Regions from separate parts of the Homo sapiens genome. Here region 2 is linked to region 1. A link is an interaction called in ENCODE POLR2A ChIA-PET data of the cell type or tissue named here. Cell type or tissue: OCI-LY7. All regions are shown on one strand. Links, peaks and the distances in the headings refer to the core of each region. The heading gives the core; the rest is flanking DNA.

Region 1 (7,924 bases), core at 2,694-7,693:
CGCCTCCTCAGAGGCCCCCGGGATGAAGTGACCCAGCAGAAATACCAGAGACCGGAGACGGAATGGCCCAGGGTCAGCCTCCACCCGGAACCGGAGGATGCAGCGAAGACGTCTCCTTGAAGTGGGATACGGATGTGAACCGGCCCAAGTGCTCGCCGGTCCGTCAAGACGCGCTGCCCGGCTGCTCCCGTGTCCAACTCGGGCTGTGTCCGCCCAGGCGGGCCTGTGCGCGGAGGTCCTACCGCTGCACCTCCGCGCCTACCGCAGCCCGCACCCCCGCACCCGGGCAGCCAACGTGCAGGAGGCCCGGGCGCCTTCAGCGGAGACGCCCCGACCGCGGCTGCCTCGCCGCAGCGTTAGCTTTTACCTACGTGGGGAAGTAAGGGGAATTTGCGACCGCCAGCCCAGTCCGCTGAAAACCTGTGGCTGACCCACCCTCTTCCTTTTTCTGACCCACGTTGGCTCCAAAAAAAAAAATCCCTAGGGATCCACTGGGAGCCAGTTGAGCAGGAGTGGATTAAGACACGTGTCGCAGGGTGTATGGTGGAAAGAAACGTTTTCCTTTGCTAGAATGAACCTTGGGAAGGATCCCTTTTGATTCCGTAGATGTAAGAGGCTACACAATATTATGGAAGAAGGATGTAAAAAAAATGTATTATTATTTTTTAGTTACCAACTGGACTGAAGTAAAAGACCTTTTAAACTTATTTACTTATTCTTTTATTTTTTTAAAAGACGGAGCCTCGCTCTGTCGCCCGGGCTGGAGTGCAGTGGCGCGATCTCAGCTCACTGCAGCCTCCGCCTCCAGGGTTCAAGGGATTCTCGTGCCTCATCCCGAGTAGCTGGGATTACAGGCATGCGCCACCACGCCCGGCTAATTTTTGTATTTTTAGTAGAGTCGGGGTTTCACCATGATGGTCAGGCTGGTCTCGAACTCGTGACCTCAAGTGATCTGCCCGCCTCAGCCTCCCGAAGTGTTGGGATCACAGGCCACCGCGCCCAGTCAACTTTTTGTTGCTATTGTTGTTGCTTTGCTTTTTTTATTTTATTTTGCTTTTTTTGTCTACATCAAGGGTATCCAATCTTTTGGCTTCCCTGGGGCACATTGGTAGAAGAGGAATTGTCTTGGGCCACACATAAAGTACACTAACAGTAACAATAGCTGATGACTTAAAAAAAAAAATCGCAAAAAAAAAAAAAACCTCATGTGTTTTAGAAGTTTACAAATGTGTGTTGGGCCGCATGCAAAGCTGTTCTGGGCCGCGGCTTGGACAAGCTTGGTCTACATGCTTAACTTGAAAGTGGCTGAGAAGAAAGAGGATGGGTATAACTGCATCTGCTGAGGAGTTTCCAGGGGGAAAAAGGATTTAAACCTGAATTTCAAATATGTCTTTGAACATGGCGGTTAGACTAAGGTACCCCAAATAAGGACAGTTAGCTGGAGAAGACACCGCGGCCTCTAAGGGGAACATCACTACAAAAATAGAGTTGAGATAGTAACCAACATCAGAATCTCAGTCTTAAGGGAGGATGAATTTCATAAGACCCTGACACTGTGGACAAAGAAAATGGATGGGTGTTTAGGCTAATAAGCTATGTAAGACATAGGATGGCAAGAGCTGAGCAAAAACACTGTGTGAGAAAGATGAAGGCAACAATTCAAAATGTAGGAAAAAGCAGCCAGGCATGGTGTTTCATGCCTGTACTCCCAGCATATTGGGAGGCTAAAGCAGGAGGATCACTTGAGGCCAGGAGTTCAACACTAGCCTGGGCAACATAGCAAGGCCTCATCTCTATAAAAAATAAAATTACTGTTGGGAGGGCAACATGGGCGGATCACAAGGTCAGGAGTTCGAGACCAGCCTGGCCAACATGGTGAAACCCTGCCTCTACTAAAAATACAAAATTAGCCAGGCGTGGGGGCGCATGCCTGTAATCCCAGCTACTTGGGAGGCTGAGGCAGGAGAATCTCTTGAACCTGGGAGGCTGAGGTTTCAGTGAGCCAAGATGGCGCCACTGCACTCCAGCCTGGGTGACAAAGCAAGACTCTGTCTCAAAAACTAAATAAATAAAATAAAATTACTGGCCAGGTGTGGTGGCTCACACCTGTAATTCCAGCACTTTGGGAGGCCAAGGCAGGCAGATCACTTGAAGCCACAAGTTTGAGACCAGCCTGGCCAATGTGGCAAAACCCCATCTGTACAAAAAAAAATACAAAAATTAGGTGGGCATGGTGGTGCCTGCTTGTAATCCCAGCTACTCGGGAGGCAGGAGAATCTCTTGAACCCAGAAGGCAGAGGTTAGTGAGCCGAGATCGTACCACTGCACTCCAGCCTGGGCAACAGAGCAACACTCTGTCTCAATAAATAAAAAAATAAAAATAAACATTTTTTAAAAATAGCCATGTGTGTTGGCATGCCTGTAGTCCCAGCTACTCAGGAGGCTGAGGTGGCAGGATCACTTGAGCCTAAGAGTTCAAGGCTGCAGCAAGTTACAGTCCCGCTACTGTGCCCCAGCCTGGGCAACAGAACAAGGCCCATTCTCTGAAAATAAAAATAAATAAATTCAAAAGTTATTTTAAAGATGTAGGAAAAAGCTTTATGCACAAATAAAGCCATGTCTTTATTTTTTATAATAGTGAAAAATCAGAAATAAGCAGACCCTCAATAAGGAACTGGCAAAAATAACAATATGGTATAACCTATTGAAATAAATGCCGCTATTAAGTCATGCATCTTAAAATCATAATGCAAATAAAATGACATAAAAACTGTTCATAACATCATGAGAAATGAAAAATGAGGGTACAAAATTATATGTTTTTTAAACCTTGGAAATAAAAAACATTGGTAGAAAATATACCAAAATTTTTACCATTGGTTATGTTTGAACAATTGAAATGGCTTTTCCCCTACTTTTTTCTCTGTGTTCCAGTGTAACAAGAATATAGTAGGGCCGGGCGCAGTAGTTCACACCTGTAATCCCAACACTTTGGGAGGCTGAAATGGATGGATCATGAGGTCAGGAGTTTGAGACCAGTCTGGCCAATATGGTGAAACCCCGTCTCTAGTAAAAATACAAAAATTAGCCAAGCGTGGTGGCACTTGCCTGTAGTCCCAGCTACTTGGGAGGCTGAGGCAGAAGAATCACTTGAACCCAAGAGGCGGAGGTTGCAGTGGGCCGAGATTGTGCCACTGCACTCCAGCCTGGGCGACAGAGAGAGACTCTGTCTCAAAAAAAAAAAGAAAGAAAGAGAGAAAGAGAGAGAGAGGGAGAGAGAGAGAGAGACAGAGAGAGAGAGAGGAAGGAAGGAAAGAAAGAAGGAAGGAAAGAAAGAAACAGAACATAGTGTAACAAAATCAAAACATTAAAAATATAAGGCCTAAAACACAACAGATTCAGTTGTCAAACTACTAACATCTTTATTTTGTCAAGATATTTAACAATATTAAAAAGTTCAGATTTCTTCATGGTCATGTCTTTTACCAGCTTTTCAAAGATTCATTCAGTAGTAGAAACAGCCAAATGCTGCTACAACGCAGAATAAACTGTCCTAAAAAATAAATACAACACACACACACATCCAGAATGTTAGTACTAAAGAGGGAATGAGAGCAGCACAGGCAACTGAAACTAACACCATCTCAGATCTTTCCAATTTTTTTTTTCTTTTTTGAGACAGGGTGTCACTCTATCACCCAGGCTGGAGTGCAGTGGTGTGATCTCAGCTCACTGCAGCCTCGACCTCCTACACTCAGGCAATCCTTCTACCTCAGCCTCCAGAGTAGCTAGGACCACAGGTGCCTGCCACCATACCAGGCTAATTTTGTTTATTTTTTGTAAAGATGAGGTCTCACTATGTTGCCCAGGCTGTTCTTGAACTCCTGGGATCAAGCAATCCACCCATGTTGGTCTCCAAAAGTGCTGGGATCATAGGCGTGAGCCACCTCACCCAGCCACCAATTTTCAATCAGGAAGACTTTTTCCTTCTTCAAGAAGTGAAGGGTTTCCAGAGTATAGCTACACTATTGCTTGCCTGAGGGTGACTACAAAATTGCTTGCTAAAAGGTTAGGATGGGTAAAGAATTAGATTTTCTGAATGCAAAAATAAAATGTGAACTAATGAACTTTAGGTAATACATATTCATAAAATAATTATTCACATATTTCCTGATTTATCACAGAAATAATGTATGAAATGCTTTGAGTTTCTTGGAGTAAACTCCATTACTCATCCCAAGAAACCATATTATAAGTATCACTGATAATAAGAACAACAGGACCTTGTCATAAATTCTGGATAAGAGAAATAGTCTCTGGGTGTTTGTTCTTAATTGATAAAATTTACTTGTCCATCTTTTAGTTCAGAATCACAAAATGCTTTCCAGAGCCCAGTCAAATTGCTTAAAACATTTTTAGGCATTTATTACAAGATTTCCACCTGCCTCAGCAACTCCTGCACCACTAACCTCACCTCCAGCCTGGTAATGATGGGATTAAAACAATTCCAACTCAAGTACCTGATGATTAACCAAAAGCAAAATTCTTTGGTTTAGCCCAGCTCCCTGGCTCCTTGGGTGGATAACTCTGAACTGTGTTCTACGACAGTGCTGTGATAAAGGACCTGCTTTGTTTTTAACTTCCGGTCCTTCATGGAAGGATGCTTTTGTAAAATGCAATAAAAATAGGTAACTCAGAACATGAAATGAAAAAAAGGAACATACAAATACAGCCCCAATTTTTTTCTTAGATTCACTGCACAGAAGATTACTTTGTCAAATTGCTGTAAGAGTTTCTAAACCAACCCTTATACTCAGTGTATTGTTTACCTCATCATGGACCTGTAACAAACAGGTCACAGAGCCGTGCTGGTCTGTGCACCCCACTGTGAGTGGCCCTGTTCTACAGCACCACCCAGAGTTCTCCAACAGGACTGAGCCCTGTCATCCAGCAGTTTTCCGCTCAATACCACATGATTTTCCCTCCTTTCTCATTTCCTCTGCCTCTACTAATGTTTCCTGGAATCTCCCAAATAAAGTGCTTTTTTTTTGAGACAGAGTCTTGCCCTCTCGCCCAGGCTGGAGTGCAGTGGCACAATCTTGGCTCACTGCAACCTCCGCCCTCTGGGTTCAAGCAATTCTCCTGCCTCAGCCTCCCAAGTAGCTGGGACTACAGGCGCCCGCCACCTTGCCCGGCTAGTTTTTGTATTTTTAGTAGAGATGGGGTTTCACCATGTTGGCCAGGCTGGTCTTGAACTCCTGACCTCAGGTGATCCACCCGCCTCGGCCTCCCAGAGTGCTGGGATTACAGGCGTGAGCCACCACACCCAGCCTAAAGTTTTTTATTACATATTTGTTCATTTGAGTATTGAGTGGCCCCCACTGGATGTTAATAGGCAGAAACCATGCCTGTCTTATTCATCATTTTGTCCCTAGCCCCTCAGGTGCAGAAGCTGACACATAATAGGAGCTCAGAACTATTTGTTGAATGAATGAATTGTATCATCTAAAGATGCATTTTTTGGCCAGGCCCAGTGGCTCATGCCTGTAATCCCAGCACTTTGGGAGGCCAAAGCAGGCAGATCACCTGAGGTCAGGAGTTGGAGACCAGCCTGACCAAATAGTGAAACCTTGTCTCTACTAAAAAATACAAAAATTAGCCGAGCGTGGTGGCATGCACCTGTAGTCCCAGCTACTCGGGAGGCTGGGGCAGGAGAATTACTTGAACCTGGGAGGCAGAGGTTGCAGTGAGCCGTGATGGCACCACCACTCTCCAGCCTAGGTGACAGAGTGAGACTCCGTCTCAAAACAAACAAACAAGATGCATTTTTTTTTTTTTTTTTGAGACAGAGTCTCGCTCTGTCTCCAGGCTGGAGTACAGTGGCACAATCTCGCCTCACTGCAACCTCTGCCTCCCAGGTTCAAGCAATTCTCCTGCCTCAGCCTCCCGAGTAGCTGGGATTACAGGCACCCAACACCACACCTGGCTAATTTTTGTATTTTTAGTAGAGACGGGGTTTCAGCATGTTGGCCAGGATGGTCTCAATCTCTTGACCTCATGATCCGCCCGCCTCGGCCTCCCAGAGTGCTGGGATTACAGGCATGAGCCACCGTGCCTGGCAAAAAAAACCATCTTCTTAGCTTGACTATTCCCCCAAAGATAGCTGATAAATTAAGATTTACATAGTACTTCCCACTGTCCAGCCCCTGATCCCTAGGGTAGTTAAGCATAAAATAAAACTTTGGTGGGGCTGGGCGCAGTGGCTCACGCCTATAATCCCAGAACTCTGGGAGGCCGAGGCGGGCCGATCACCTGAGGTCGGGAGCTCCAGACCAACCTAACCGACATGGAGAAACCCTGTCTCTACTAAAATTACAAAATTAGCCAGGTGTGGTGGTGCATGCCTGTAATCCCAGCTACTCGGAAGGCTGAGGCAGGACACTTCAACCCGGGAGGTGGAGGTTGTGGTGAGCTGAGATTGTGCCATTGCACTCCATCCTGGGCAACAAGAGCAAAATTCTGTCTCAAAAAATAATAAAAATAAAAATAAAACCTTGGTGAGACCATAGAATTTTAGAGCTAAAAGCTACCTTAAAATCATCTACATAAGCAGTGTCCATATCTGGCAGTCAGCAGAATCATGGGGAACTTTTTAAATATTCTGATTCACTGATCTAACCCCTGGCCTATTTGATCAGAATCTATTTGAATAGGGACCCAGCGTCTATATTTTAAACAACTTCCCAGATGATCCTTAGGCAGTCACAGCCAGTCTTTGGGAAAATGTACTTCAGCTTCCTAATGTCACTGATACAATGTGAGAAAAATCCAATGACTTACCTGAAGTCATTCAATTAGAAAGTGACAGAACTGGAGATGGAATCCCCCTCTTATTTCTTTTTACTTTTTTCTTTTTTCTTTTTTTAATTTTTGAGACAGAGTCTTGCTCTGCTGCCCAGGCTGGAATGCAGTGGTGCGATCTCAGCTCACTGGAACCTCCGCCACCAGGTTCAAGCAATTCTCCTGCCTCAGCCTCCCAAGTAGCTGGGATTACAGGCGTGCACCACCACACCCGGCTAATTTTTTGTGTGTGTGTTTTTAGCAGAGAAGAGGTTTCACAATGTTGGCCAGGCTGCTCTCAAACTCTTGACCTCAAGTGATCCACATGCCTCGGCCTCCCAAAGTGCTGAGATTACAAGCGTGAGCCACCCCACCTGGCCTCACTCTCTTAATTTACTCAATCTAGTTTCTGTTCTACTCTAACTCTGACTCTATGTATTCACAACCTGGGAGTAGACGAATAGAGGATGCAATCCTTTCTGGAGTAAATATAAAATAATAACTTCAATGAAACCTCTTTTATGTGTGTGTGTGTGTCACCCAGGCTGGAATACAGTGGCACAATCTCAGCTCACTGCAACCTCTGCCTCCGGGGTTCAAGCGATTCTCCTGCCTCAGCCTCCTGAGTAGCTGGGATTACAGGTGCCCGCCACCATGCTCGGCTAATTTTTATATTTTTAGTAGAGACAGGCTTTCACCATGTTGGCCAGGCTGGTCTTGAACTCCTGACCTCAGGTGATCCGCCCTCCTTGGCCTCCCAAAGTGCTGGGATTATAGGCATGAGCCACCGCGCCTGGCCTGAAACATCTTTTTAAAGATTCCTCTTTATTTTTGCTTAATTTTAATAAATGGCTTTAAGATAAAGTAATAAATTTTACTACTAAAAAAAAATGACCTTTGCTCATGGAATCCCTGCCATCCACATTTGTTTGCAACTTAGCAAAGTGTGATTGGTTCAAATGAACAAATAAGTGATTTTAAAATTTTAGTTATAAATTATTACTTTAATAAGGATTATCAGGATTGAGTTTTAGAACACTGATTTATGGAGGAAGTGGCTAAAAATAATGTTTAAATAATATGC
Region 2 (17,276 bases), core at 7,116-12,115, 1.4 Mb after region 1:
TTCCAATGTGATTACTGGCTGAGAATAAATTCTGATAAAAAAGCAAGATGAGCTTAGAGTTCCAGGTAGTTATACGAGGCCCTGACAGGGGATGACATGAGCGAGAACACACAATTATGCCTGTATTTGTGAGGTCTGATTTTTTTTTTAAATAGGAGGATACTAAACCCCAGTGACTCACTTGACAACTTTATCCAGAACCAAAATGTATTTAAAACACTGCAAATGGAGTAACTGCCAAAGAGAAAGCAGAAACCTTTAAGAATTATTGGATTCTACTCATTTCAAAACTCAAAGCTGATTATAGAGTTTTTGAGGATATAAAGAAAAAGAAACTCGGCTAGGCGCAGTGGCTCACGCCTGTCATCCCAGCACTTTGGGAGGTCGAGGCAGGCGGATCATCTGAGGTCAGGAGTTCGAGACCAGCCTGACCAACATGGAGAAACCCTATCTCTACTAAAAACACAAAACTGGCTGGGCGTGGTGGTGCATGACTGTAATCCCAGCTACTCGGGAGGCTGAGGCAGGAGAATCGCTTGAACCCGGGAGGCAGAGGCTGTGGTGAGCCGAGATCGTGCCACTGCAACACAGCCTGGGCAACAAGAGCGAAACTCTATCTTGAAAAAAAAAAAAAAAGAAAAAGAAAAAGAAACTCAACATTAATAAAGTTTATATTTTAAAAATTTAAGCTACAATCAAACTACCATTCATAAGCGTCAACAAGGTATCTATAAAGTAAAACTCAAAGGGTATTCTAAATATGACAATATTTTATAAATAGTTCTCGGATTGTCCTAGGATGCTAGGAGGAAAATTTAATGAGTCATTGTGTCCTCCTCCTCTTCCTCCTCATCATAGCACATACTAGGAGAGCTCTTCCTATTCTCTTAATGCTTTACATACCACACCAACCCTAGAGGTAGACAGATGCTACCTCATTTCACTGGTGAGGAAACTAAGGCACAAAGAGGTTAAGTATTTTGCCCAAGGTTACACAGCTAACACATGAAGGAGCTGAAAACTGAATCCAGGCAGTCTGGCTCTACCCTGAGCCACAGTACCTATTAACTACTCGTGTCGTAGCTAACATGAGTTAACTACTAACTCTTCTTTTCCCTAGTCACTTTTATGCCTGCTAGTTTTCACAGATACTTTGAGGATAAAGTCTCACTATCCTTACAAAGAAAGCACATTAATTCTTTCTTCCCATTATTAATTTGAAGTAAAGATAGTAATAACAAAAGTCTAAATTTAGGGAACAAGATGAAAATTCTAATTCAAAAAGAATCACAGGAAGAGCTGATTATTTTGTCTCAGGAAAGAGACGTTGATTCTAATTACACGAATCTTATCAAGCCTAAGCAATTAATTATCACTAGAACACACTGGCTTCTAGACAAAAGGATTTCCCACAGGGAAGTACTTTTAATGTCACTGAGCACATGGAGTTTCATCTTTTCATTCTTTTGTTGTTGTGAGATACAGTCTCACCCTGTCGCTCAGGCTGGAGCGCGGTGGCACGGTCTCAGCTCACTGCAGCCTCCGCCTCCCAGGTTCAAGTGATTCTCCTGCCTCAGCCACCTGAGTAGCTGGGATTACAGGTGCGCGCCACCACGCCCGGCTAATTTTTGTAATTTTAGTAGATACAGAGTTTCACCATGTTGGCCAGGCTGGTCTTAAACTGATCTCAAGTGATCTGCCCCACTTGGTCTACCAAAGTGCTGGGATTACAGGCGTGAGCCACTGTGCCTGGCCACCTTCTCATTCTGTAGAAACATTTCATGCATGAAAGTCAGAAATAAGTGAACATATTTTTGCCTTGGCTGTTTTTCTTCCTTTATCCTACCTACTTCTGAAAAAAACCAGCATGGTTTTAAAACCAAAACTAAGATTCAGAAGGAAAAGCTTCCTGGCTGTGGTTGGCTAAGACTGGTCCTCCAAGATGTCTACATTCTAATTCCTAGAACCTGGGAATGTTGCCTTTTATGACAAAAGTGACTTTGCAGGTGTGATTAAATTAAGGATTTTGAGATGGGGCGATTATACTGGATTGTCCATGTGGGCCCAGTATAATTGTAAGAGTCCTTAAGAGGGAGGTAGGAATGGTCATAAGGAGGGGGGTAGGCAGGAATGGTCCATAAGGAGAGAAAGGGATGTGAAAGCAGAGAGGGCTGGGCACGGTGGCTCATGTCTATAATCTCAGCACTTTGGGAGGCTAAGGCAGGAGGGTCACTTGAGACCAAGAATTCAATACCAGCCTGGGCAACATGGTGAAATCCTGTCTCTACAAAAAACACAAAAATTAGCCAGGTGTGGTTGCATGTGCCCGTAGCCCTAGCTACTTGGGAGGCTGAGGTGGAAGGATTGCTTGAACCCGGGAGGTCGAGGCTGCAGCGAGCCATGATTTTGTCATTGCATTCCAGCCTGGGTGACAGAGCGAGACCCCGTCTCAAAACACAAACAAACAAACAAAGGGGGCAGAGAGCTGGGTGCGGTGGCTCACGCCTGTAATCCCAGCACTTTGGGAGGCCAAGGTGGGCAGATCACAAGGTCAGGAGATTGAGACCACTGAGACCATCCTGGCTAACACGGTGAAACCCCGTCTCTACTAAAAAATAGAAAAAATTAGCCGGGCCTGGTGGCGGGCGCCTGTAGTCCCAGCTACTCGGGAGGCTGAGCCAGGAGAATGCTGTGAACCCGGGAGGCGGAGCTTGCAGTGAGCCAAGATCGCACCACCGCACTCCAGCCTGGGTGACAGAGCGAGACTCCGTCTCAAAAAAAAAAAGGGGGGGGCAGAGAGAGATTTGAAGGTGCTATGCTGTTGGCTCTCAAGATGGAGGAAGTGGCCAAGAGCCAAAGAATGCAGGAAACCTAGAGAAGCTGGAAAAGGCAAGGAAGTAGATTCTCTGTGGAGCGTCCAGAGGGTGTGTGGCCCTGCAGACACCTTGGTTTCAGCCCCGTGAAACTCATTTTGGACTTCGATCTCAAGAACTGTAAGATGATAAATCTGTGTTGTTTTAAGCCATTTAGTTTGTAGTTACTTGTTACAGCAACAATAGGAAAGTTTTAAGTTGACCTAATCTTTTGTTGCTGATTTGCTGTCCTACCCAGTGATTTATTCATTCCATTAACATCTATGGTCCATCAGACACGATGTGAAACGTTCTGTATATTAAAAAAATGAATTAAGTCACAGCTGCTCTCAGGAGTCCACAGACCAGTGGCCTTCATCTCCTCCCTGCCAATGCGACTGTTTCTTTTCAACAAGCGAGTCAGCCAATCTGGCAAAAAAAGGAGTTCTGCATACCTGGTCACGGATAAGCCCGTGATAGAGGATGCTCTGCATGTCCCTGCAAAGCCGCTCCAAGCCACCATACTTAGACCAGACGTTGGGGCTGTTGGTTGATACCAAACCCTCCACCGTCGTCTTCAAATTACCCAGCAACTGCCAGTGCTCCCTCCTGCAAGGGCATCAGTTACACCAATCGTTAGTTACCTTTGCTGTACTTGATCCTGATCATATCAAAGAAAGTCTAAGCCGAGGAGCCTCCTGCCCCACATCCTAACATTCTCTCCCCTCTTAATTTTTACTTGGGCACAAAACTCAACTCTGAGAGAATTAAAGTTGTGAACAATACTAATTTAAAGACAAAAAACAAACAGCAAAAACCCTCACATTCAAATGGTAGATTATGCTTTGTAAAGGGATTTTCATCTACTATCTCACTCAATCCTCACATAAGCAGCTTATAACCCTAACTTTATAGGGGTATAACCCATTCAGATCCATTTTTATTTTTTGAGACACTTAACTCTGTCACCCAGGCTGAAGTGTGGTGGCATGATCACAGCTCACTGTAGCCTCAACCTCCCAGGTAGAGGTGATCCTCCCACCTCAACCTCCCGAGTAGCTGGGAACTACAGATGTGCACCAACACACCCAGATAATTTTTAAATTTTTTGTAGAGATGGGGTCTCACTATGCTGCCCAACTCCTGGCCTCAAGTGATCCTCCCACCTCGGCCTCCCAGAGAGCTGGGATTACAGATGTAATCCACTGCACTCAGCCTAAGATCCATTTCTTAACAATGACAGTACCTGCACAATATACAAAAAGATGAAGGCATCCACACAGAACCAGACATCTTTTGCCAAACAAAAAAGGCCAAAAACAACTTCTTATTTCCTATATTTCCAAGCGCTAACTACAGCATCGTGAAGGACAGAAACTGTAGGACTAAGGCGGTCACTAAAATGTCATTTATGATTATACCGTAAGAAACGGCCATCGCAGAGGCCAATGGACTGCCAACTTTTGCCCAGTGACTCTGCATATCCTATGCCTCTTCCTCAGAGCAAACTAGCCTCTGATTTCTTAGTGACACAGTTTTCCCATGTGCCAACAGGTTACAATCCGGTCTCATAGGCCTGAGAATCAGTCTGACTCATGACGTGACTCTGCATACCTGTGTTCTGATTCATTCTGTACTGATCTTACAAGGTTAACTGTTAAAGAACATCATGAGGCTGGACGCAGTGGCTCACACCTGTAATCCCAGCAATTTGGGAGGCTGAGGCGGGTGGATCACCTGAGGTCAGGAGCTAGAAACCAGCCTGGCCAACATGGTGAAAACCCATCTCTACCAAAAAATACAAAAATTAGCCAGGCGTGGTGGCACATGCCTGTAATCCCAGCTACTCGGGAGACTGAGACAGGAGAATCGCTTGAACCTGGGAAGTGGAGGTTGCAGTGAGCTGAGATCATGCCATTGCACTCCAGCCTGGGCAACAAGTGTGAGATTGTCTCAAAAAAAAAAAAAAAAAAAAAAGAACATGATAAATCCCAAAAGCAAACATTAAGTACTCTATCATCCTAGGGCTTTGATTCCAAAATTACACAAAGAGCATTGACATCTTAGAAACTTTGAGCATTCAGATCTACCTATAATTTCCTCTGGACAAAGCTGAAGAATTTCCCTTCCTCACAATGAAGTGTCCCTAAGGTGCCAAAGCTACAAAAGAATGTGGCTTTTATTCTAAGATACACCAAACAATCTATATTTGGTATCTGCTCATGTAGAAGAAAACTTCTGTAAAAAATTGATTTACATAGCTACCGTATTTAGTGTCACCTTTTTAAAAAATTTTGATTGATACATAATTGTACATATTGATAGTATACAATGGATATATTGTGCATTGATCGCAACAAAGTAATTAGCATATCCATCACCTTAAATATTTATCATTTCCCTGTGATGAGAACATTCAAAAACCTCTCTTCCAGCTATTCTGAACTACACCATACACTGCTGTTAACCCTCGTCATCTTACTGTGCACCAGAATGTACTCCTTCTGTCTAACTGTCTGTCCCCTTGGCCCTGTTGACCGATCTCTCTCCATGCCCTTCTCCCGCCTTACTGTGCAACAGAGCACCAGAACGTACTCCTCCTGCCTAACTACAACCATGTACCTGTTGACCAATCTCTCTCCATGCCCTTCTCCCTCCTACCCTCCTCATCCTCTGGCAACCACTATTCCACTCTCTACCTCCATGAGAACAACTTTTTAGATTACCGAGTAATAGCATGTGACAGCTGTCTTTCTGTGCCTGGCTTATTGCCCTTAAGGTAACATCCTCCAGGTTCACCCATGTTGCCAAAACTGAAAGAATTAAGGTTGAAGTGTATTCCATAGTGTATACACACCCCATTATCTTTAGCCATTAATCTGTTGACGGACATTTTTTTTTTTTAAGACAGACTCTCACTCTGTCGCCCAGGCTGGAGTGCAGTGGCATAATCTTGGCTCACTGCAACCTCTGCCTCCCAGGTTCAAGCGATTCTCCTGCCTCAGCCTCCCGTGTAGCTGGGACTACAGGCGCAGGCTACCATGTCTGGCTAATTTTTGTATTTTTAGTTAGATGGGGTTTCTCCATGATGGCCAGACTGGTCTCAAACTCCTGGGCTCACATGATCTGTGCACCTCGGCCTCCCAAAGTGCTGGGATTACAGGAGTGAGCCACCGCGCCTGGCTGTTGATGGACATTTAAGTTGATTTCATACCTTGGCTATCATGAATAGCACTGCAATAAATAGAGGAGTGCAGGTATCGCTTTGATACACCGATTGTGTTTCCCCTGGATATATACTCAGTATTGGGATTGCTTGATCACACAGTAGTTCTATTTTTAACTTTTTGAGGAACCTCCAGACTGTGTCGCATAATGGCTGTACTAACTTACATTCCCACCAGCAGCGTGTAAGGGTTCCCTTTTCTCCCCATCCTCACCGACACCGGCTATCTTCTGATTTTTTTTTAATGTGCAGCGATTAGATTTGGTTTGCTAGTATTTTGTGAAGGATTTCTGTAGCTATACTCATCGGGGGTACTAGCCTGTAGTTTTTCCTCTTGTGCCCCTCTGTAGCTTTGGTATCATGATAATGTTGGCCTTGTAGAATGAGTTTGGAGGAATTCTCTCTCCTTCGATTTTGTGGAATAATTTGGGAAGAATTGGTATTAGTTCTTCCTTGAAGTTGTGGTAGAATTCGGCAGTGACAACATCGGGCCCTGGGCTTCTCTTTGATAGGAGACTCATTACCGATTCCATCTCATTACTCATTATTGGTGTGTCCAGGTTTTCTGTTTTGTCATGATTCAGTGTCGGTAAGCTGTATGTGTCCACAAATTTCTTCACTTCTTCTAGGTTTTCCAATTTGTTGGCACAGTTACCCATAACAGCCTCTAGTGATTCTTCATAGTTCTGTGCTGTCAGTTGCAATGTCTCCTTTTTCTCTCTGATTTTATTTATTTGAGTCTTTTTTCCCCCTTGGTCTAGCTAAAGGTTTGTTAATTTTATCTTCTGAAACAAACAACTCTTTTGTTAATCTTTTATATATATATTTTTTCATTCTCTATTTCATTTATTTCTGCTCTGATCTTTATTATTTCTTTCCTTCTACTAATTCTGGGTTTGGTTTGTCCTGGTTTTCTAGTTTCTTGAGGTGCAACATTAGGTTGAGCTCTTTCTACTTTTTGATATAGATGTTAATTGCTATTTTCTTCCCTCTTAGTACTACTTTTGCAGTATCCCACTGTTTTTGGTATGTTGTGTTTCCACTGTCATTTGTCTCAATAAATTTTCTAATTCCTTCTTAATTCTTCATTGACCAACTGGTTGTTCAGGAGCATGTTGTTTAATTTCCACATATTTGTATAGTTTCCTAAGTTGTTCTTGTTATTGATTTCTAGTTGTATTGCACTGTAGTCACAAAAGATACTTGAATGGCCGGGTGCGGTGGCTCATGCCTGTAATCCCAGCACTTTGGGAGTCCGAGGTGGGCGGATCACTTGAGGTCAGGAGGTCAAGACCAGCCTGGTCAACATGGCGAAACCCCATCTCTACTAAAAATACAAAAAAAAATTAGCCAGGTGTGGTGGTGCGTGCATGTAATCCCAGCTACACAGGAGGCTGAGGCAGGAGAATTGCTTGAACCCAGGAGGCAAAGGTGGAGCTGGGATTGCACCACTGCACTCCAGCCTGGGTGACAGAGTGAGACCCCATTTCAAAAAAAAAAAGAAAGAAAAAAGAAAAAATACTTGGTATGATTTCAGTTTTTAAAAGTTTGTTGAGACCTGTTTTGTGGCCTACCATATGATATCATATATCCTGGAGATGGTTCCATGTGCTGCTGAGAAGAATGTGTATCCTGCAGCTATTGAGTAGAATGTTCTGTAGATGTCTGTTAGGTCCATTTAGTCTAGGATATAGTTTAACACTGCTGTTTCTTTGTTGATTTTCTGTCTGCATGATCTGTCCATTGCTGAAAGTGGGGTATCAGAGTTTTCGACTGTTACTGTATCAGACTTTCTCTCCCCATCTAGGTCTACTAATATTCACTTTACATATTTAAGGTGCTCCCATGTTGGATGCATGCATGCATATATACAGGCATCCAACATGGGAGCACCTTAATATATAAACACACACACACACACAACTGTTATATCCTTTTGCTGAATTGACTCTTTATCATTACATAATGATATTGACTCTTTTCACAACTTTGGATTTGAAGTCTATTTTCTCTGATATAAGTATAGCTACTCCTGCTGTCTTTTGGTTTCCATTTGCATAGAGCATCTTTTTCCATCCCTTTAAGTCTATGTATGTCCTCACATGTGAAGTGAGATTCTTGGAAGCAGCATACGGTTGGGGCTTATTTGGAAGGTTTTTAAAAATTCATTGAGTCACTGTCTTTTATTTGGAGAATTTAACCCATTTACATTTAAGGTAATTATCGATAAGTAAGGTCTGTTACTTGTTTTCTAGTTTTTTTACAGTTCCTTTCTTTCTGTTACTGTCTTCTGTTGTGGCACTTGATTTTCTCTAGTAGTGTGCTTTGATTCCTTGCTTTTCAATTTTGGTGTGTCATAGGTTTTTGCTTTGTAGTCAGCATGAGGCTTACAAAACACATTTTGTAGTTATAAAAAGTTATTTTATTTATTTTTAATTTTCTTTTTTTTCTTGAGACATAGTCTCACTCTCACCCAGGCAGGACTGCAGTAGCATGATCTCAGCTCACTGCAACCACCATCTCCTGGGTTCACCCGATTCTCGTGCCTCAGCCTCCTGAGTAGTTGGAATTAGAGTTACAGGCACCTGCCACCACACCCAGCTAATATTTGTATTTTTAGTAGAGACGGGGTTTCACTATGTTGGCCAGGCCAGTCTCAAACTCTTGACCTCAAGTGACCTGCCCACCTCAGCCTCCCAAAGTGCTGGGATTACAGGTGTGAGCCACCATGCCAGGCCCATAAAAAGTTATTTTAAACTGACAGTGACTTAAGTTTGATCATAAAGATAGGAAAAGGAAGAAACAAACAAAACCTATACTTTAACTCCATTCCTCCCCAAATCTGGAATTTTTGAAGTCCCATTTTACATATTTTTATATTGCCTATCTCTTTAGTGTCTTCATCTTTTTAGGATCGTTTATCCTAATGATATAATTATCAATATCAGAGAGTTGAAATACTAAATTCAACTGAAGCTCATACACACTGGTTTGATTAAACCATTATGCCTGAATCTTAGATGCAAGTAAACAGATCACAATGGAGAAATAAAATATCCTTTCCCAGCCAGGCGCAGTGGCTCACGCCTGTAATCCCAGCACTTTGAGGGGCTGAGGCAGGCAGATCACCTGAGGTCAGGAGTTCGAGACCAACCTGACCAACATGGAAAAACCCCGTTCTCTACTAAAAAAATATAAAAATTAGCCAGGCGTGGTGGCACATGCCTGTAATCCCAGCTACTCGAGAGGCTGAGGCAGGAGAATTGCTTGAACCTGGGGGGCGGCCTAAGTGGCAAGGGAGAGTATAACCCATCCCTACATAAATCATTTTCATCAACTCACAACGAAGCCAATCTCAGAATAAAATACCAACTACCTTCTTCTGGGAGGATCTTGACCACATCCCTCCTTTAAAGAGGAACAGAAATTGCTTAAGTGACCCAAATAAGTATATCTGGGGAAAACCAGTTTTCCTAGATGCCAACTCAGTCTTAAGCTCACCATGTTATAATAAGTATGTTATAATAAGTAACACTCAAGATTAAAGTAAAAAGCTACAAAACTCTGTAAAGTATTACACTATATAACTAATACATAACTAAAACATAATCACTAAAAACATGACATGTGAGTATCTTATATGTGATATATATGAAATATATAATAAATAGTAAATAAGTGAAAGTACTATGCAATTGCAAAGTGTGATTCAAGGTAAGAAATAGATACTGGTCTATCTTCAATCCCCAAATACTCTTTTTAGTGGTAAAGGAAACAGCTTCAGCTTACTGGCATGTCCCTTCCACAGTGAGCTCTTTATCTGGGACAGGCCCATGGATCACAGCTGAAAGTCAGGTTGTCCCAAGTCAGGTAATGATTTGATCCCCAAAGTGGAGGAAGAAAGATGTGACATCCACATGATGGAATACCATGAAGAATGAAAACTTTTGACCAAAAAGTTTCTAAAGCTAATTATAGCATATTAAAGTATAAAAAGCAGAATGTAAAATTAGATTTACGATCTCAACATAAAAATATGAAAAGAAATAATACGTTAATAGTGGTTACCTTTAGTAATATGGGGGAACTGTAGAGAAGAGCAGAATTGTTTAGGGCTTTCCTGAGACTAGCGATTAATAGAGGATCAGTAGACTGGGTGTGGTGGCTCACGCCTGTAACCCCAGCACTTTGGGAGGCTGAGGCAGGTGCATTGCTTGAGCTCAGGAGTTCAAGACCAGCCTGGCCAACATGCAAAATCTCGTCTCTACAAAAAAACTAAAAAAATCCCTCCCCACAAAGAAAGGATCAATAATCTGAACAAACCAGAAGCTGGAAAGTACCATAAAGGATTTTTAAAATACTCAGTATCAAGGGCTTCGAAGTTGGAAGACTGTGGTCAGGCAAGTGTCCCTGGGACTTTTAATGCCAGAAAGTACTTCCTGGAAAGAGGTAATGGGTTCCTCCTTCAGGTAGAAAAAATATAATTAAGTGAAATAATTATTGGTAACACTGAGGTAGCGAGAGACTATCACATGTGTGTTTAATGTTTCTTCTTATCTGGCCATATATTTGCTGTTTTTAATTATCTAGTATTTAACTTGCAGGCTGTGTAGTTGAATGTGCTCCTTTTTACATAAATAATATGCTTTAAATAAATAACATGCTTATAGGAAAAACATACTTGACTCTCTTATATAGTCTCTCAGCTCTGGGGCACCTGGGAGAATGTAACCATCGGCCAGTCCCATACATTTCATGGCTGACAGGAGAATCTTTTTTTTTTTTTTTTTTTTTTTGTAGAGACCAGAGTCTTACTATGTTGCTGAGATTGGTCTCAAACTCTTGGGCTCAAGCAACCATCTGCCTCGGCCTCCTAAAGTGCTAGGATTACAGACGTGAGCCACTGCACGCAGCCAAAGGAGAATCTTAATGTACAGGAGGGAATAAGCAGTACCTGTAGGTATGCTTTGTAATTCGACACCTATTTAACACCTGAGTAACATCAAATGCATTGAATTTCAACAATCAGTGGATTTAACATACGGATGAAAAATCCCTTATGTCAGAAACCTAACCACCAACAAACTCCTTAGCATGGAGGTGAAAAATTCTCCATCATTGGCCCCAATCTAAATACCAACTTTGCTGCCCAGTACTCCTCAGGTTAGGTACGGGGACCTCATCACACACTATTACAAACATGCCAACCTCACTCTACTGCCATGATCTTATTCATGCAGAGCTCTCCACCTGGAATGCCTGTTCTCACCCCATTCAGGGATTCAGGTCCAGCTCTAATTCAACTTTCTCTAAAAAGGTTCTAAATAATCTGACCCACTATAGCTCCTTTATTAGAACTCCAAAAGCGTATGATGTCGCTATACCATTCCTTCTAAAAATACTTTAAGACTGTTGTTTAATATTACATAGCTTGTTTCCTGAAGGAAAGGGACTATGTATCTTCTATTTCTTTTGTATTTTATTTTATTTTATTTTTTATTTTTATTTTTATTTTTTGAGACGGAGTCTCGCTCTGTCGCCCAGGCTGGAGTGCAGTGGCGTGATCTCGGTTCACTGCAAGCTCTGCCTCCTGGGTTCACACCATTCTCCTGCCTCAGCCTCCCAGGTAGCTGGGACTACAGGTGCCCGCCACCATGCCTGGCTAATTTTTTGTATTTTTAGTAGAGACGGGGTTTCACTGTGTTAGCCAGGATGGTCTCGATCTCCTGACCTCGTGATCCACCCGCCTCGACCTCCCAAAGTGCTGGGATTACAGGCGTGAGCCACCGCGTCCAGCCTATTTTATTTCTGAGACAGAGTCTCGCTCTGTCACCCAGGCTGGAGGGCAGTGGTGCGATCTTGGCTCACTGCAACCTCTGCCTCCTGGGTTCAAGCGATTCTCCTGCCTCAGCCTCCTGAGTAGCTGGGGATTACAGGCACCCACCACCAAACCCAGCTAATTTTTGTATTTTTTAGTAGAGACGGGGTTTCACCATGTTGGTCAGGCTGGTCTCAAACTCCTGACCTCATGATCCGCCCGCCTCAGCCTCCCAAAGTGCTGGGATTACAGATCTTTTGTATTTTAATAAGCAGGAAGAAAATGTCACCCAGTAGAAAGAAAATAGACATCATAGTCATTTAAACTGAATTTGAATTTGAATCTTAGCTGCTCACAAACTAGATGCACATTCTATTTTTTTTTTTTTTTTTGAGACTGAGTTTTGCTCTGTCGCCCAGGCTGGAGGGCAGTGGTGCGATCTCAGCTCACTGCAACCTCCGCCTCCCGGGTTCAAATGATTCTCCTGCCTCAGCCTCCCAAGTAGCTGAGATTACAGGTGCCTGACACCATGCCCAGCTAATTTTTGTATTTTTAGTAGAAATGGGGTTTCACCATGTTGGCCAGGCTGGTCTCGAACTCTTGACTTCAAGTGATCTGCCTGCCTCAGCCTCCCAAAGTGCTGGGATTACAGGCGTGAGCCACCTCACCTGGCCTAGATCCACATTCTTGACCAAGCCATTTAAACTCTTGAAGCTTCAATTCCCTCACTGTAAAATGGAGACAACAATTGCTTCACAGAGGAGGGTGTAACTGACAATCTAGGGGAAGCATTATCATAGAGCAGAGAATAATATTCTCTTTTCTCTGCCATTTTCCCCCTGTGAACTTCCATTGCATAAATCTAATAAATCCAACAAAATCAGGAAGGGTACCTAGAATAAAGCCTTCTTACCCATTCTGCTTAAAAAGAAAATTCTGCCAAAAATTGTAAAGGATTGGACAGTCTGCAGCATAATGAAGTTTGGTTACAGTGTTCCACATCCAAACAGTATCTCCACTGCGTTTAAACCAAGGTCAGGTCTGCAGGTAAGCATGGATTGCAAGGCCCTGTTGATGCTGTTGGTCCTCTCACTGAAGTAGGAAAGCTAGGAAGGACTTCCTCAAATACTGGATATGACTTTTATATGGTAAAGACTTAAATCTGCTTGACGGAATGGAAGAAACTGTCAAGGTGTTACTGCGGCACAATAAGGCTGATTTCATGAGACATATAAGAAAGACAATCTTATTACTTCACCAGGCTCATGTTATACTGTCTAGGTAGCAGAATGCTTTACAAACAAGGTAAAGCAGGCACACAACACCACTTTAATAGCAATGGCACGGGAGGAAAGACAAAGTGTTTCAGTCTTTTCAGTTTCAGGTAGATGATTTAAAGGTAAAAGGCACGCTGGGCACAGCGGTACATGCCTGTAGTCCCAGCTCCTCAGGAGGCTGAAGCAGGAGGACTGCCTGACCTATGCTGGGCACAGTGGCACATGCCTGTAGTCCCAGCTCCTCAGGAGGCTGAAGCAGGAGGACTGCCTGACCTATGCTGGGCACAGTGGCACATGCCTGTAGTCCCAGCTCCTCAGGAGGCTGAGGCAGGAGGATTGCCTGACTTCAAAAGTTCAAGTCTAGCCTGGGCAACAATGTGAGAACCCTTCAAAAAACAAAAACAGCTGTGGGGAGAGGAAAAGCTTCAGGCTTAGAGTCCTTGCAGTCCCCTCCTGGGTTCTGACAACAGCAGCTTCCCCAAAAGCTTCAAGGGTATGTTTCTGTAATTTTTGTACTAAAAATCGAACTAGCAATTGCTAGTTTCCTTTAAAATCATGTGATCATCCTGCTTTGCTACTAGCTCTATGTAAACTGTTAACTCCTAGAATAATCAAACAGGGACGGGAAAGAAAGAAAACAGGAAATATAAAAACGTGAAAAAGTGAAAATGAATAGGAGAAATGCGAAGAAAGTGGCACTTCCAATGACAACAGTTCCACTAGCATCTGCCCATCTGTAAGAGGGATGACCACAACGTTAATGTCTTCATTCCTCAAACAAATATTCACTGAACACCAACTATATGTCAGGCACTGGGCTAGGCACTGGTGCTTAAAGAAGCGTTATAGCGGTTAAAGAGGAAGAGTCCCATCTGTCAGAGAATTCAGAACGTAATGGGGGAAATGGACACTTACATAACCATGCTATGAAGGGAGATGTCAGATGTGCTCTAACAGAGAGGGGTGCCTTCTAAAGGAGCGTCATTTAAGGGACGACTAAGAGCTCTCCAGGCAAAGAGGGAGGTATTGCAGTGAGTGTAGAAAAGCAAGAATGAGAATGGCAAGAAAGATGTGAGAGTGGGTGAGTGTGCCATGGTTTTGTAATTGGAAACTTCATTAAGTACTAACAGAAAGATTCAGGCCGGGCGCGGTGGCTCACGCCTGTAATCCCAGCACTTTGGGAGGCCGAGGCGGGCGGATCACGAGGTCAGGAGAATGGCGTGAACCCGGGAGGCGGAGCTTGCAGTGAGCCGAGATTGTGCTACTGCTTTCTGGCCTGGGCAACAGAGCGAGACTCCGTCTCAAAAAAAAAAAAAAAAGATTCAATACCAGGGTGAGGAGTTTTGACATGGAAAATATTCTGTTTTCAATGGGAAAACCACTGAACATTGCTTTTGTTTTTTTTGTTTTGTTTTGTTTGTTGTTTTTGAGACGGAGTCTCGCTCTGTCGCCCAGCCTGGAGTGCAGCGGCGCGATCTCGGCTCACTACAAGTTCTGCCTCCCGGGCTCACGCCATTCTCCTGCCTCAGCCTCCCAAGTAGCTGGGACTACAGGCGCCCGCCACCACGCCCGGCTAATTTTTTTGTATTTTTAGTAGAGACGGGGTTTCACCATGTTGGCCAGGATGGTCTCGATCTCCTGACCTTGTGATCCGCCTGCCTCGGCCTCCCAAAGTGCTGGGATTACAGGCGTGAGCCACCGCGTCCGGCCCCTGCTTTTGTTTTGTTCTGTTTTTTGAGACAGTCTCGATCTGTTGCCCAGGGTGGAGTGCAGTGGCATCACCTGGGCTCACTGCAACCTCCGCCTACCAGGTTCAAGCAATTCTCCTGCCTAGCCTCCTGAGTAGCTGGGATTACAGGGGTGCACAACCACATCTGGCTAATTTTTTGTATTTTTAGTAGAGACAGCATTTTGCCATGTTGACCAGGCTGGTCTTGAGCTCCTGACCTCAGGTGACCCACCCACCTCAGCCTCCCAAAGTGCTGGGATGACAGGCATGAGCCACCAAATCCAGCCAATCACTGAACATCCCTGAGTAAAATATTATAGTAGCTTTGTTTCTGAAAAATTAAACTAGTAGCAGGGTGAGCTGGGATGACAGGCATGAGCCACCAAATCCAGCCAATCACTGAACATCCCTGAGTAAAATATTATAGTAGCTTTGTTTCTGAAAAATTAAACTAGTAGCAGGGTGAGGCTATCTGGAATTGGGACTAAATTCAGGTTGGAAGATTAGTTAAGAAGCTACTGAGGTAATCCCCAAGAAGAGATTATATGGGTCTACAGTGAATAAACTTTATATCTGCCCAGAATTTGTCCCTTTATTTTGGTAAGAGAACCCTGATTTTCCACTGAGGAACCACCTCTCTACTACTTACTCTGGTCCATGAGGTTCCAAGATCTCACCCTCCCTTAGGATCCAGGGTTGGGCACATAACTTAGGCCTGACTAAGCAGAATAGCCCATACCCCGACCACAAGAACAGAAACATAACTCAAGTCAGTCCAAAAAGAGTCAGCCCCGGGATTTTTGCTTTTGCTGGAGCTGCTGGGACTGCATCTTTCTTGTTGCTGGTATTGCTAAGCTTGGAGTTGCTATGGTAACCTGTAGAATAGTCTACCTGAGAATGAAAACAACACATCTGGAAGCAGAGCCCAGAGACAGAGACAAATTCTTAATTTGAACACCCATATTTGGGCATTTCTGAAGCAACAGTACACCCTAGATTTTTTTTTTTTTTTTTTGAGAGAGAAAGTGGGACCAGGGGGCCATCACGAGTGTGGATGCTGTGCCAAGGCCCGGAGCTCTGGGAGCCCACACCATTTATTGATGATCAAACAAAGAAACAGGTGGTGAGGATGTGGGGGTTGAAAGGAAACAGTGTATCAAGTGAATGAGAAACATATGGCTGCTTGAGATAATGGGAGTGCTAGAAGCAAGGAGCCAGCAAGTCTAGCAGACATGCAAGCCCTGCATCAGCTTCTCTCCCAACACTCAGCTTTTCTCATTAAAATATCTTTTTTTTTCATATTTTAAAAGCATCTTTTTTTTTTTTTTTTTTTTTTTTTTTTTTACAGTTTCAACTATTTATTCAACACCTTAGTGAACATCTGCTCAGTGCGGGCATTATTATGTGTTAACTAGAGGTTTTTTGTTTTTGTTTTTGTTTTTATTGATCATTCTTGGGTGTTTCTCGCAGAGGGGGATTTGGCAGGGTCACAGGACAATAGTGGAGGGAAGGTCAGCAGATAAACAAGTGAACAAAGGTCTCCGGTTTTCCTAGGCAGAGGACCCTGCGGCCTTCCGCAGTGTTTGTGTCCCTGGGTACTTGAGATTAGGGAGTGGTGATGACTCTTAAGGAGCATGCTGCCTTCAAGCATCTGTTTAACAAAGCACATCTTGCACCACCCTCAATCCATTCAACCCTGAGTGGATACAGCACATGTTTCAGAGAGCACAGGGTTGGGGGTAACGTCACCGATCAACAGGATCCCAAGGCAGAAGAATTTTTCTTAGTACAGAACAAAATGAAAAGTCTCCCATGTCTACCTCTTTCCACACAGACACGGCAACCATCCGATTTCTCAATCTTTTCCCCACCTTTCCCCCGTTTCTATTCTACAAAACCGCCATTGTCATCATGGCCCGTTCTCAATGAGCTGTTGGGTACACCTCCCAGACGGGGTGGTGGCTGGGCAGAGGGGCTCCTCACTTCCCAGTAGGCGCGACCGGGCAGAGGCGCCCCTCACCTCCCGGATGGGGCGGCTGGCCGGGCGGGGCCTGACCCCCCCACCTCCCTCCCGGACGGGGCGGCTGGCCGGGCAGAGGGGCTCCTCACTTCCCAGTAGGGGCAGCCGGGCAGAGGCGCCCCTCACTTCCCGGATGGGGCGACTGGCCGGGCGGGGGGCTGACCCCCCCACCTCCCTCCCGGATGGGGCGGCTGGCCGGGCGGGGGGCTGACCCCCCCACCTCCCTCCGGGACAGGGCGGCTGGCCGGGCAGAGTGGCTCCTCACTTCCCAGTCACCCTAGATTTTTTAGTACTATAAGCCATTATATTTGGAAATGGAGAGAAAAAGAAGGCTTCAAAAGAAAAATTAGGAAC

Evidence for each region. Peaks named below come from ENCODE experiments on the same cell type or tissue, not always from the same donor. Only the 100,000 strongest peaks of a DNase experiment are listed, where the experiment ranks them.
Region 2: POLR2A ChIA-PET joins it to region 1 with 7 read pairs; 1 of 35 experiments calls an interaction of 5 or more read pairs at or near these places.

What each region holds. Positions count from the first base shown.
Region 1 is chr3:196,287,822-196,295,745 of GRCh38, forward strand. It overlaps DYNLT2B (dynein light chain Tctex-type 2B), which reads right to left. Exons shown (of 5, transcript NM_152773.5): 5 at 3,398-3,553. The coding sequence ends at 3,506. Among named protein-coding and RNA genes, the nearest start is that of PCYT1A, 4.1 kb to the left of the region's middle. RefSeq lists enhancers at 1-48, 4,926-5,015 and a silencer at 222-331. In OCI-LY7, for the core only: a CTCF peak has its summit at 4,912; a DNase peak (open chromatin) is centred at 4,620; H3K4me3 peaks cover 736 bases; H3K27ac peaks cover 438 bases.
Region 2 is chr3:197,714,670-197,731,945 of GRCh38, forward strand. RUBCN (rubicon autophagy regulator) reads right to left here. Exons shown (of 20, transcript NM_014687.4): 2 at 3,308-3,461. Among named protein-coding and RNA genes, the nearest start is that of RUBCN, 14 kb to the right of the region's middle. RefSeq lists an enhancer at 4,289-4,583 and a silencer at 4,289-4,583. In OCI-LY7, for the core only: no CTCF peak of the experiment used is centred there; a DNase peak (open chromatin) is centred at 9,492.